Regions from separate parts of the Homo sapiens genome. Here all the other regions are linked to region 1. Evidence: chromatin loops called from intact Hi-C (ENCODE). Cell type or tissue: Caco-2. All regions are shown on one strand. Region 1 overlaps LOC105374026 (a long non-coding RNA gene). Region 2 has its middle 270 kb from the start of CBLB. Region 3 has its middle 390 kb from the start of CBLB.

Evidence for each region. A loop is a pair of places that touch in the nucleus more often than their neighbours do. Peaks named below come from ENCODE experiments on the same cell type or tissue, not always from the same donor. Only the 100,000 strongest peaks of a DNase experiment are listed, where the experiment ranks them.
Region 2: it touches region 1 in a loop (2.7-fold over the local background); 1 of 110 quality-filtered maps calls a loop at or near these places.
Region 3: it touches region 1 in a loop (10-fold over the local background); 1 of 110 quality-filtered maps calls a loop at or near these places.

What each region holds. Positions count from the first base shown.
Region 1 is chr3:106,058,653-106,062,652 of GRCh38, forward strand. LOC105374026 (a long non-coding RNA gene) reads right to left here. Exons shown (of 3, transcript XR_924310.3): 3 at 1,770-1,846. Among named protein-coding and RNA genes, the nearest start is that of CBLB, 190 kb to the left of the region's middle. In Caco-2, no CTCF peak of the experiment used is centred here; a DNase peak (open chromatin) is centred at 1,569.
Region 2 is chr3:106,140,208-106,144,207 of GRCh38, forward strand. No RefSeq gene overlaps it. Among named protein-coding and RNA genes, the nearest start is that of CBLB, 270 kb to the left of the region's middle. In Caco-2, no CTCF peak of the experiment used is centred here; no DNase peak of the experiment used is centred here.
Region 3 is chr3:106,261,408-106,265,407 of GRCh38, forward strand. No RefSeq gene overlaps it. Among named protein-coding and RNA genes, the nearest start is that of CBLB, 390 kb to the left of the region's middle. In Caco-2, no CTCF peak of the experiment used is centred here; no DNase peak of the experiment used is centred here.

The DNA of each region.
Region 1 (4,000 bases):
GAGAGTGAGCCTGGGAAGCATGCAGAGCGGGAAGAGCTAGAGGGTTCAGAGGCCCTTTCATAATAGTAAGGACAGGGCTCAGAAGCCAGCATAGCCTAGGCAACAAACAAACAAATAAATCAACCAAAGCAAGTCCTAGAGAATTATCAAATATTTGTTGAATTGAATTAAAATAGGTAGTTAAAATGAAAATCAGTATTGGTTTATTAACTTTATGAAGGTTAGTATTGGTTTATTAACTTTAGATCAGGTTTATTTAAGGACTTATTATTACACAGTGCTTAGACTTTTATCCTTTGCCTTTGGAGTGGGCATTTTATGCATCAACATGCCTAATGCTTGTTAGGGATTAGTGGAATTAACAGAGCATCACCTGGTTGGCCTCTGGTGCCCCCTTCTCAGTTGATATAGGCCCAAATCATCTCATAGAGTCTATAACCTCACAGGATAAGAGGAGAGAATTATCCATTCTACACTCTATACTAATAAGCTTCCAAAACTTATATTATCTTTGGAAATCCTTGCCTCTTACCTGAAGGATAAAGTGGCTGAGGGTATGGAGGCTAGTTTTCAGTGTTTTATGACAATGTTAAACAACAATGATTTTCCTCCATAATAATCACCTAGATGACGGGTTGATGAGTGCAGCAAACCACCGTGGCACATGTATACCTATGTAACAAACCTGTACGTTCAGCACGTGTATCCCAAAACGTAAAGTAAAAAACAAAACAAAACAAAACAAAACAAAACAAAAACAAAAAAACCCACAAGTATGCCACAAACACGCAATAGAATGAAATAAATAATCACCCAAGGGCACAATGCTATGGTTATTTTCTTGACCTCATTTCACACAATTCTTTGAAAAAGACTTGAATATTATTCTTAGATAATTTCTCACTAGCCTGCACAGAAACCTTATAATTTTGAGTTTTAAAGTTTCTACCCTGAAATTTTAGCAAAAAATTTTCCCCCAAGAACTGCTGGCAAAAAAAATCCAACATCTTTACCATTACCTTACGCTTCTTACCAAGTTAACATTGTTATGATAAATAGCATCAGATGCTGTATGCTTGGAATTGTTTTTAATAAATCAATTTCCATTATGATGCTCTTTAAATATGGAAATACAAAGTGTTGCTAGCAAAGATAGTCTGCTAGTTTATTAAAATTAAATTTATTAAAATTCAGAGGTGGCTAAAAGAGGAATGTTACTGGCTTATCAACATTTGAAGCTTTCAGTTTTTTCCTACAAGATTTATTTATTATACAAGCACAAAGGATTAGATGAAAGGGGAAAGTTTTATCTCGAGTTGCCCAGGTATGCATCTTTAGAAAGGCTGTGTAAATTTGTGTGTAGAGGAGATGAAGTAGGGAGTGCTGTTATTGCTCCTCAAAACAAACTAAACTGGATTTATCTTCATTGCCACAATAAGATAAGAAAGTTGGTCAGAGGAAAAAGTTATCAGGAAGAGTTAAGTTGCAGACCTCTCACTTCAAAGAATCTCAACTCATCAGGGTTGCAGCAAACCAGTCAAATCAGATCTGAGGCTTCCACACAGAGGGGCCCTTCAAAGACTTGCCTTAAAACTGTTGGGTCTCCTCAGATCATTGTTCCTGCAGTGACTTCCTTGGCATTGATATTAGTGTCCTCTGTCCCTGCCGAATGCTGCACACAATCCTGCAGTGGTGAGTGAAACAATACAGAAATAGACTCTCTAGAATAAGCTGCTCATTCAAAAAAGCAGAATCAAAATGCATATAAAACACAACAGACCACATTTTTATCTTCTCTCTAGTAGAACACCTGCTTTGATCATCCAGTGATAGGGAGTCTATGGACCTGAAAGAAAACAATTCTGTTATGTTATGAATGCATTCATTCATTGTTATTTTATTATGAAATATAAGATTGTGTTCCTTGTTATTGATATGAAGTCTTTTTCTAAACTTCCATACATTGATCTATGCTTGCTTTGAGGTTGCTAATTTTAAAGTAATTCTGGTTTTGCTTTTATAAGCACCTCTTCTATATTTAAGGACTGCTCTCCTATTCTCAGAAAGTATTCCCAATTCCAGTATAAACATCCTAGTGTCTTGTAACATTTCTTACATAAAATGGCAAGGTCTCTTAGTGTTATAGTCACCATTCTCAAAAGTCTCTACAGTTTTATCACAGTTCATTTAAAACATGGTAATCAGAAATAAATATAATACACAGTACAGTTCAGGGAAGAGGTAAAGCAAAATGGTGGAACAGAAGGTTCTGCTCCTCCCTCAAGGACACCAATTTAACAACTGTCTACACAGTAAAAACATCTTCATAAGAACCAGAAATCAGATGAGCCTTCCTCATACCTGGTTTCATCTTTGTATCACTGAAATAGGCACAGAAGATATAGAAAAAACAAACAGCCTTAAATTGCTGATACCACTCGTCCACCAAACCCAGCTGCCAAGGCGTGGTGCAAAGAGCATCTCTGGGCCCTGCGGGAGGGCAAACACAGCAACTGGGAGACAATGAACTCAGTGCTGTCCTATTAGAGCAGAATGGAAGACCAGACCGAATTCATCTGACACCCACCCATGGAGGGAGCATTTATACTCGCACTAACCAGAGGGCAGTTGCCAATTCCGGAGGTCTGAACGTGACTTCCCACAAACTCTGCCACCAAGGGCCACAGTGCTCTGCGTCTCTAAGTAAACTTAAAAGGTAGTGTAGGCCATAAGGACTGCAATTCTTAGGTAAGTTCTAGTCCTCAAATGAGCCCAGACACAGTGGATTCGGTGGAGTGCATGCGACCTGAGACATCAGCCAAGGTGGTTAAGGGAATGCTGGCATCACCCCCCTCCTAATCCCAGACTGCTTCACAAGAGATCCCTTCCTTCTGCTTGAGGACAGGAGAGGGAAGAGTGGGGAGAACTTTGTCTTGCATCTTGGATACCAGCTCAGCCACAGCAGGATAGGGCACTGATCTGATTTGTGAGGCCCTCATTCCAAGACCTAGCTCCTGGAAGACATTTCTAGACACACTCTTGGTGAAAAGGGCACCCACTACCTTGAAGGGAAGGACCCAGTTCTGGCAACATTCATCATTTGCTTACTGAAGAGCTCTTGGGCCCCGAATAACCAGCAGCAATACCCAGGTACTATACTGAGGGCCTTGAGTGAGGCTGTGAGTCTTCCCTGTTTCAGGTGAGATACAGCACATCATCAGCCGCGGTGGCTGTGGGGTGAAACTCCTTCGGCTTGTGAAAAGCAGAGGCAAAAGTAAAGGGGAATTTGTCTTACACCTTATGTACCATCATGGCCATGGGGACGTAGAGCACCAAGCAGCCTCTTGGAGTCCCAATTCCAGGACTTGACTCGTGGATGGCATTTCTGGACTTGTCCTTGGCCAGAGGGGAGCCCCCTGTCCTGAAGAGTGAATCCAGGCAGAATTCATCTTGGGCTTTAAGGGAATATTTGCAGTAGTCTTGCAGTACTCCCTGTGGCTTGTGGTGGCAGTGGGTATGGGATGAAGCTCCTCTACCTTTGGAAAGAGTGGGAAGAGCTGCATCTTGTGGTGTGAGTGCCAGCTCAGCTGCAGTACAGTAGAACACCAGGTAGACTTTTAGGGATTTTGGCTCTGGTTCCTGTCTCCTGGATAGCATCTCTGGACCCCACCCAGGGCCTGGGAGAGCTCGCTGCCCTGAAGGGAAGGACACAGGCCTGGCTGGCTTTGCTGCCTGCTGAATGCAGAGGCCCAGGGCCTTGAGTGAACATAGGCAGTAGCCAGGGAGTAGTTACAGTATCTCTTGTGTGAGATCCAGGGCTGTGCTGGCTTCACATCTGACCCAGCATAGTCATAGTGGTGGTGGCCATGGGAGTGCTTGTGTCACTCTACTACAAGCTTTAGGTGGCTCAGAACAGAGAGATGAGACTGTTTGTTTAGAAGAAAGTAAGAGACGAGAGCAAGAGTCTCTGCCTAGTAATACAGATAATTCTCCCACATTT
Region 2 (4,000 bases), 82 kb after region 1:
AATATATTTGTGAATCTTCAGATATTTAAGAAGCACAGGTGAAAAAAATGGAATTTAGAGAAGTTTTTGAAAGGCAAAATGCACTGAACAATTAAAGATATGATTTTATTCAGGCTACTGCAGCCTGGAAAATGTGCATTAATGAGGAACAGCTAAAAGAAAAGGAAGAAGGACTGGAGTTTTATAGAGGCAAGTAAACAAGGGAGGTAACTTCAGTTCTTATAGGACTGCAGAGAATGCATGGAGATGGGTCTTACATTTAAGGGCAGAGTAATCTCTTATGATTTCCCAGAACATGAAAATATGAGGCAATTTCTTATCCATCACTACTTTCAAAGAGTACAAAAGTCAGGTGACATTCAACATTTTCATTCTCCCTGTTTCAAAGATAAACATCATTAATCACTGAACAACTGAGAGGTAGTCATAAACCTTAGTGGGGTGAATGAAGCAAGGCCTAAGATATAGTCTTTCAGGGATTCTTTTGACAGTGTCCTGTAAAACCAGTTAAACAACCCATTGAGGGATGGTGGCAAAGTTGAGTTGTTTTAGATACCTGAAGATTAGACATCTAAAAAAAGAGAGATCTAAAATGAAAAAGAAATATTAATATAAAACATTGTATTAGCGAGCCAGGAGCTGAACCACTTAGGGTAACAAATCCAGTGGATTCCAAGAAGTCAGAGGGTAAAAATCTTTTGGTTGTAAAGCAGTGTTCTTTGAGTTTCTCGTAGCTCTTGGGCTAGGCTGTCAATATTCTTGGTGATGTTGTCCACATCTCTTGCAGAAGGTCATACATGACCCAACCTTTTGGCTTGACTTTTTTTGCGTTCTAGTTAGAGACTTGCCCAGGAAGAAATCCAGCCCAGGCGTGGTCTACTGTGATGATAATATTTTGAAGTTAATATTTCAAGGCTTCTGTAGACTATGGGGAAATGAGCAGGATATAAGGCAATGAGAATCTGTGCATTCAGATTTTAGTTCTAAATGAGGCCAAGTCAGGAAAAAGGGAGATAAATTGAAAACATTAGTTTGAAAGGTTGTATTGAGTCAAGATTTCAAGTTACCCAAAGATCTTCGAGATTGTATTCAAACTTTTCTATGATAAAACGTAATTTATGATGAAAAAATTTTCTCAGAATAATGATTTAATTAGGTAAAACACAAATTTATACTCTTCGTAGTTTTAAACATTCAGGAGAACAAGGCCAGATGCAGTGGCTCAAGCCTATAGTCCCAGCACTTTGGGAGGCCAAAGTGGGAGGATCACTAATGCTACTTTATTTGTTCAGTAAATGTATGTAAGTTTAGGAAGAATATACTCAAGTAAAATAAAATTAGGTATACTATACTTGTGCTGAAAAATCAGAGAAAGCTTTTTTCACTAAACCAAAAATTTAAAACTAGTTTTGTTTGATGAAAACTTACTTGAATTATATTAACTTGAATTGTTAAAATAGTTCAAGGCTAGTTTCTATAATATCTTTTTTTTTGCACACTGAAACTATAAGATGTTCACTTTTCTTAGTTTCTGAGAATTTTAGGATTATTTAATTTATGTAAGTGCTTATTCCTTTCAAAGCCAATTAGAAAAGGATTCCTTTAATATAAAAGAGTTTGCAATCTAACTTATGAATACCATGTGGAATTAGGAAAATATTCCACCCAGTGAGAGGGAAAGGGCTTTATAAATTATAGACATATAAACATACTTTATACACACAGATGTAACTTCACTTCTAAAATTTTACTCATAAGTTGATCATAAACAGAAATACAAAATTTATATAAAAAAGCTGTTCTCTTTCTAGTGGGTCTGAATTCTTACTTGATTTGAGCTCATAATAGATACACAGAGATTTAAAAAACAGATTTTCTGTCATCTTTCACCCAGCAGAGACAAAATCTCTACAAACCATTCATTGGAGACCACCAAATGAGTGGTCAAATGGTTTATTTTTATTTTTTTAAAAAGAAGCCAGCATTAGAAATCAAGTGAGTGCTGAATAAAAATGAAATCAAATCCTTACCACACAACCAACAGACGAGACTACAGAGCACAAGACCAGATGTAGGACACACCATTGGGTCCCCGGACTGCCAGTTAGGAATGGAGCACCAAGGGACCAGAGAGGCCTCCTTATCAGGGTGGAGTAAATGGGGATCCGAAGGTGAGATCCAATCCCCTCTGAGTCTTGGCATCAAACTGTGAAAGACAAAATGCACGGGACAACTAGAAAAAAGATTTTATTCAGGTTATTGAAATAAAGACAACATTCATTCATGAGAAACAGCTTGACAAGAAAAGGAAAGGAGCCTGGGATTTTATAGAGGCGGGTAGAAAAGAGAGTCATTCAGGAGTCCCAATCTGAGGCACAGATAATTATAACTGTCCAAGTTCTCATCCTATTTAGTGGTCAACATGGATCCAGACCTCTAATTTCTAATAATTACTTCAGCCCTTTTTCTCAACCTTAAACATTTGTCCCTCAACAAGTCAAAATTAATGAAGTTTTCCCATAATTTGGAAAGGTAGGAAATAATAAACAGAAAAAAATAGTTGAAAAGTTTGAAAAGTGAAAGTACAGCTATGTCTCAAAGAAAGCATGATGATGGCTTTGGAGAATCTAATATTTCTTAGCCAATGATGGTGAGGTAGTTCCCTTTGGTGAAATGTGAACATTAGCCATTTCATAGTTCATTTCCTAAAGTCTAAGTATATGGATAAGGTCTATGCCTTTCCCACAGAGGTGTACAGGTAAGGTGTAATCAAGTTTGCTTACAAAATTTTTTTAAACTATGACCTTGGCAGAGATGTAGTTGTAATAGAAATTATATTCTGGAACTGTAAAAGCAACTAAATGTATAATTATTTGGCTGTTCTTCCTGCTCTTTCTCTGACTCTTCCCATATCTGGATCCTTCTTACTCATTGGATTTCAGGACAAAAAATGCTTTCTCAGAGATGGCTTTTGTGTTCATCTGTTTAAACGCAGTCCCCTTTCTTAGTCTTGTCATCTTCTAACAAATTACCATGTTTACTCATTGCTATGGTTTGGATATGGTTTGCTTGTCCCCACCAAATCTTATGTTGAAATAATGATCTCCAGAGTGGTGGTATTGGGAGGTGGGGCCTAGTGAGAGGTGTTGGCATCATGGGGGCAGATCCCTTGTAAATGGCTTGGTGCCATTCTCATGGGAGTGAATGAGTTCTTGCTCTTTTGAGACTGGGTTGCTTCTTGAGGGAAAGGGATTAGTCTCCCTCCGAGTGGGTTGTTATAAAGCCAGGACGCCCCTTGGCTTTGGTTTCTCTTCACATGTGCTCACTTCCCTTTCTACCTTCTCTGCCTTACGTGGCAGCATAAAGGCCCTCACATTAATCCGAGCAGATACCAATGCCGTGCTTCTTGTACAGCCTGCAGAACTGTGAGCCAAGTAAACCATTTTTCTCTATAAATTACCCAACCTCAGGTATTTCTTGATAGCAATACAAAATGAACTAAGACACTCATTAAAAGCAAATATCAAATCTCAACATTCTAAATGTTTTTCTTACTAGTTTGTAATTTGCCAACCCTCACTAGACTATAAGTTAAAATGGGGCAGAGACCTAGCCTATCTTATACATGGCTGCATCCCTAAGCACCTTATATGTGCTTCTTGAATGAATGAGTGAGTGAATAAATGAAGACAGGAGAGACCAGAGTGATTAGGTGATTTTCTCAACATAGCAAACCAGTATAACAGCTAGGTCTGGAACCAGGTTTTTAATTTTGTGTCCTGTGCTCTTTTCACTCTATTATATACTACTTCTTCTTTGTATGGATGTATATATATAAAATCAGGCAAGCAGCCAAAAATATACAAGATTCCTTTTCAATGAAACTCTGAAATACAACATTTAGGGCTACTCACTTCATTATTTAAAATTAAGAAGAAATTTTTTTAAAAAAAGCAAATCTGGAATGAGTTCAGAAGAAAAACAAGAGTCTTCTAGAGTC
Region 3 (4,000 bases), 200 kb after region 1:
ACCCCAAATTCCCAAAGCAATCCAAAGCAAAAGGTAAAGCCGAGGTATCACATTACCTGACTTCAAACTGTGCTGTAAGGCTATAGTAACCAAAACAGCATGATACTGGTTCAAAAACAGACAGACTGATGCAACAGAATAGAAAATTCAGAAATAAAGCTGCACAGCTACAGTAATCTTATCTTCTACAAAGGCAACAAAAATTAACAATGGGGAAAAGTCCTCTTATTCAATAAATGGCACTGGGATAGCAGGCTAGTCATATGCAGAATAAAACTGGATTCCACTTTTCACCATACACATTAATTAACTCAGGATGGATTGAAGATTTAAATTTAAGATCTCAAATGATAATAATTATACTAAAAACCTAGGAAATACCCTTCTGATATTGGCCTTGTCAAATAATTGATGACTATGTCCTCAAAAACAATTGCAACCAAACCAAAAATTGACAAGCAGGACCTAATTAAACTGAAGAGTTTCTGCACAGCAAAAGACACTTCCAACAGAGTAAACAGACAACCCACAGAATGCAATGAAGTATTTGCAAACTATGCATCTGTCAAAGGTCTAATATTCAGAATCTACAAGGAACTTAAACAATTCAAAAAGCAAAAATCATTCCATTAAAAGGTGAGCAAAGAGCATAAACAGACACTTCTTAAAAGATGACATATACATGATCAACAAACATGAAAAAATTCTCAACATCCCTAATCATCAGAGAAATGCAGATCAAAACCACAACTGAGATACAATCTCACACCAGTCATCATGGCTATTACTAAAAAGTCAAAAAATAACAGATGCTGATGAGGCTGCAGGGAAAAGGGAATGTTTATACACTGTTGGCAGGAACGTAAATTAGTTCAGCCACTGTGGAAAGCAGTCTGAAGATTTCTTAAAGAACTAAAAACAGAACTACCATTTGACCTAGGAATGCTGTTACTGGGTAAATACCCAAAGGAAAATAAATCATTGTACCAAAGAGACACATGCTCTCATATGTTCATCACAGCACTCTTCACAATCATAAAGACATGGACTAAATCTAGATGTCCATCAATGGGGGATTGAAGAAAATGTGGTACATATATATCATGGAATACTGCACAGCCATAAAAAAATGAAATCATGTCTTTTGCAGCAACACGGATGAAGTTGGAGGCCATTATCTTAAGTGAATTAGCAGGAACAGTAAACCAAACACTGCATGTTCTCACTTGTAAGTGGGAGCTAAGCCTTGGGTACACATGGTCATAAAGATGGAAACAATATTAGGCACTGGAGACTACTAGAGAGGGGCGAGATGAAGCCTGCAAGGGTTGAAAAACTACCTATTGGGTACTATGCTCATTACCTGGGTAATGGAATCATCCATACTCCAAACCTCAGCATCACACAATATACTCATGTAATGAACCTGCACACATACCCCCTGAATCTAAAATAAATTTTGAAATTACTGAAGAAGAGAAACAAAAGGAGGAAATCTTATGGGAGTCAAAGACACTGTGGGTCTTGGTGCTGCCCCATGCCAATAAGGTGAACTGATAGATCAATCACAATGAGTATGAGTTGCCATACTGCTATTGCTCTTCAGAACTTAAAACATATGGCTGCTTCTGCACTTCTGTCTTCTCATGGAAAATATCTTTTGTGGCCAATGCTGCCGAGAACCACATGAGAAATATAGTTCCAGGCTGGCTGAATTGACACATAGAGAGCTAACAAAGTTGCATAACTAGTCTATATATATATGCTATTGCAGCATTCCTATCTTTTCTCCACATGAACTTTGGGTGACGTTTTCAGAGTGTAACAGATCGTATCGTTCATCAGTTTAAAACACATAAGGGGATTCCCTTTACTCTAAGTTTAAAGACAATCTCCCAACCTGGCCTTTTAAATCCTGTGTAGTTTGGCCTTTTCCTTCCTCTTCAGTCTCATCTTGTACCATGTTTCCCTCACCCTTTGAACTACAGCCGCAGTGCAGTTTTTTCCTTCCTTCAAAGTTACTGTATTCCTGCACGGTCTCTGCATGTGATATTCTCTCTGCTTGCACTGTTCTTTTTGTGTTTCATTGGATCAGTTCCTGCTCCCTTTAGCTTTGACCTTAATTTTAAATTATTTAAAGAATCTTCTGTTATTGCTCCTATTAAGTCAAATGTCTTTATTATGTGCTTCCATGGTGCCACATATTTCACATTCCTGGCCCTTATCAAAGCTTCATTTTTAATTTAGTTGTAGTTATTTAACTAATATCTGTCTCCTCTTAATGTTGTGTGCTCTAGGGCAAGGGTCAGCATTTTTTTTTCTTCAAAAGATAAGAAGTCAGTACTTTAGACTCTGTTGCAACTACTCAACCTTGTTGTAGTCCAAAAGCAGCCATACACAAAATGTAAATGAATGAGTGTGGTTGTGTTTTATCAAAACTTTATTTGTAAAAATAAGTAGTAGGCTATATTTGGCCCACAGCTCTGAAGTTTGCCAACCTCTAATCTGGAACATCAGGCAATGTTTATTTTGCTTACCATTATATTTTCAGTCCCTAGCACATTGCTTTATTCAATATATACCAATATATAGTTGCTGAATGAATAAATGAGTACCAATGAATGAATAAATGAGTAACAGTATATAGTTGCTGAATGAATAAATAAATTATATTTGTTTTCATACAGACTTTGGCCATTCTGTCTTCCACGGTATCCAAACCATTTACGCTACCAGGAATACCTTCTCCCAATCCAAATTGTATGTCACTTCTCAATACTCTTCTTGTTTACCACTTTTTTCATAAAACCATCTGTCATTACCCAAGTTTCCAGTATTGGGGTATTCCAAACTCTAACAGAAGTTATTTTCTGTACCAGTAATTTGACTGAATACACTTATATGACTGTACAGTTCAACAAGGCACTTTCCCAAAGTTTGGCATTTTGGACGAAAATGCCCTAAGTCCTGCTTATCTCTAGGCAGTGAGAGAGGAAAAAATAGTGAGACTCAAACAAAAAAAAAATGTTGACAAATTATTCTGTTGCATATATGTCAACAAAAATGCCCTACACTGCAACAGGTACTAGGGCTTGGGTAAGATGTGGTCCTCCAAATGCAGAGTTCAAGACAGGCTTCACTGAGGTGATGACATTTGAGGTAAATCTAAAGAAGTCAACGTATTACTTATATTTGGTTTAGTATAATATGAGGGACTTACTTTGTTTAGCCCACCCCAAATTTTCATTACAAAAATTTTAAAACATAAAGTTGAAAAAAATTAATTCGATGAACACCTGAGTAGTTACCATTTAGAGTCAACAATTTTTAACATTCTATATTTGCTTTATCTTCCCTCTGTACTTTTTTCTGACCCATAAGTTACAGACATCAACCATTCTCTCTTAATTCATGTGCAGTTACTAAAAGTAAGAACTTCTCTCACATAACCATAATATCATCAGCAATACTTCCCTACTTCATCTAATATTCAGGCCATAATCAAATTCCCCACTTATTACACAAACTGTCTTTTATAGCTCCATTTTTAAAAAGCTCATGATCCAATCCACTTGATTATTGAGTCTGACTCTTAAAAGAAAACATGGGAATTTTGGAATATGAAGTAGATAAAAAGTTCATAATAAAGAATAGCAGGTGAAAATTACAGGAGTTCTCTTGAGGGAATAGCAGACTAATATTTTGTGACCCAATAGCCAACAGAATTGGTGGGAAATGCCTTTGGAGGAGAATGACAAGCCAGATCATGAATGATCTTGAATATTAAGCAAAGGAGCTTTGAACTTATTTCTGTTGAGGTGGGTTTTACCATCCCATAATTTTTGACAATGTTGAGATTGAATACTGGACTGTAGAACAATCTCACTAGCATGATTCATTAGCTCTAGTCTCTTTTTACCTAACCCTTTTCACTGCAGCATCTTAGATGATCAGATTTTTAAAGCAGCCCTCTCCAACTATTAGTCTACAGCTGACCATA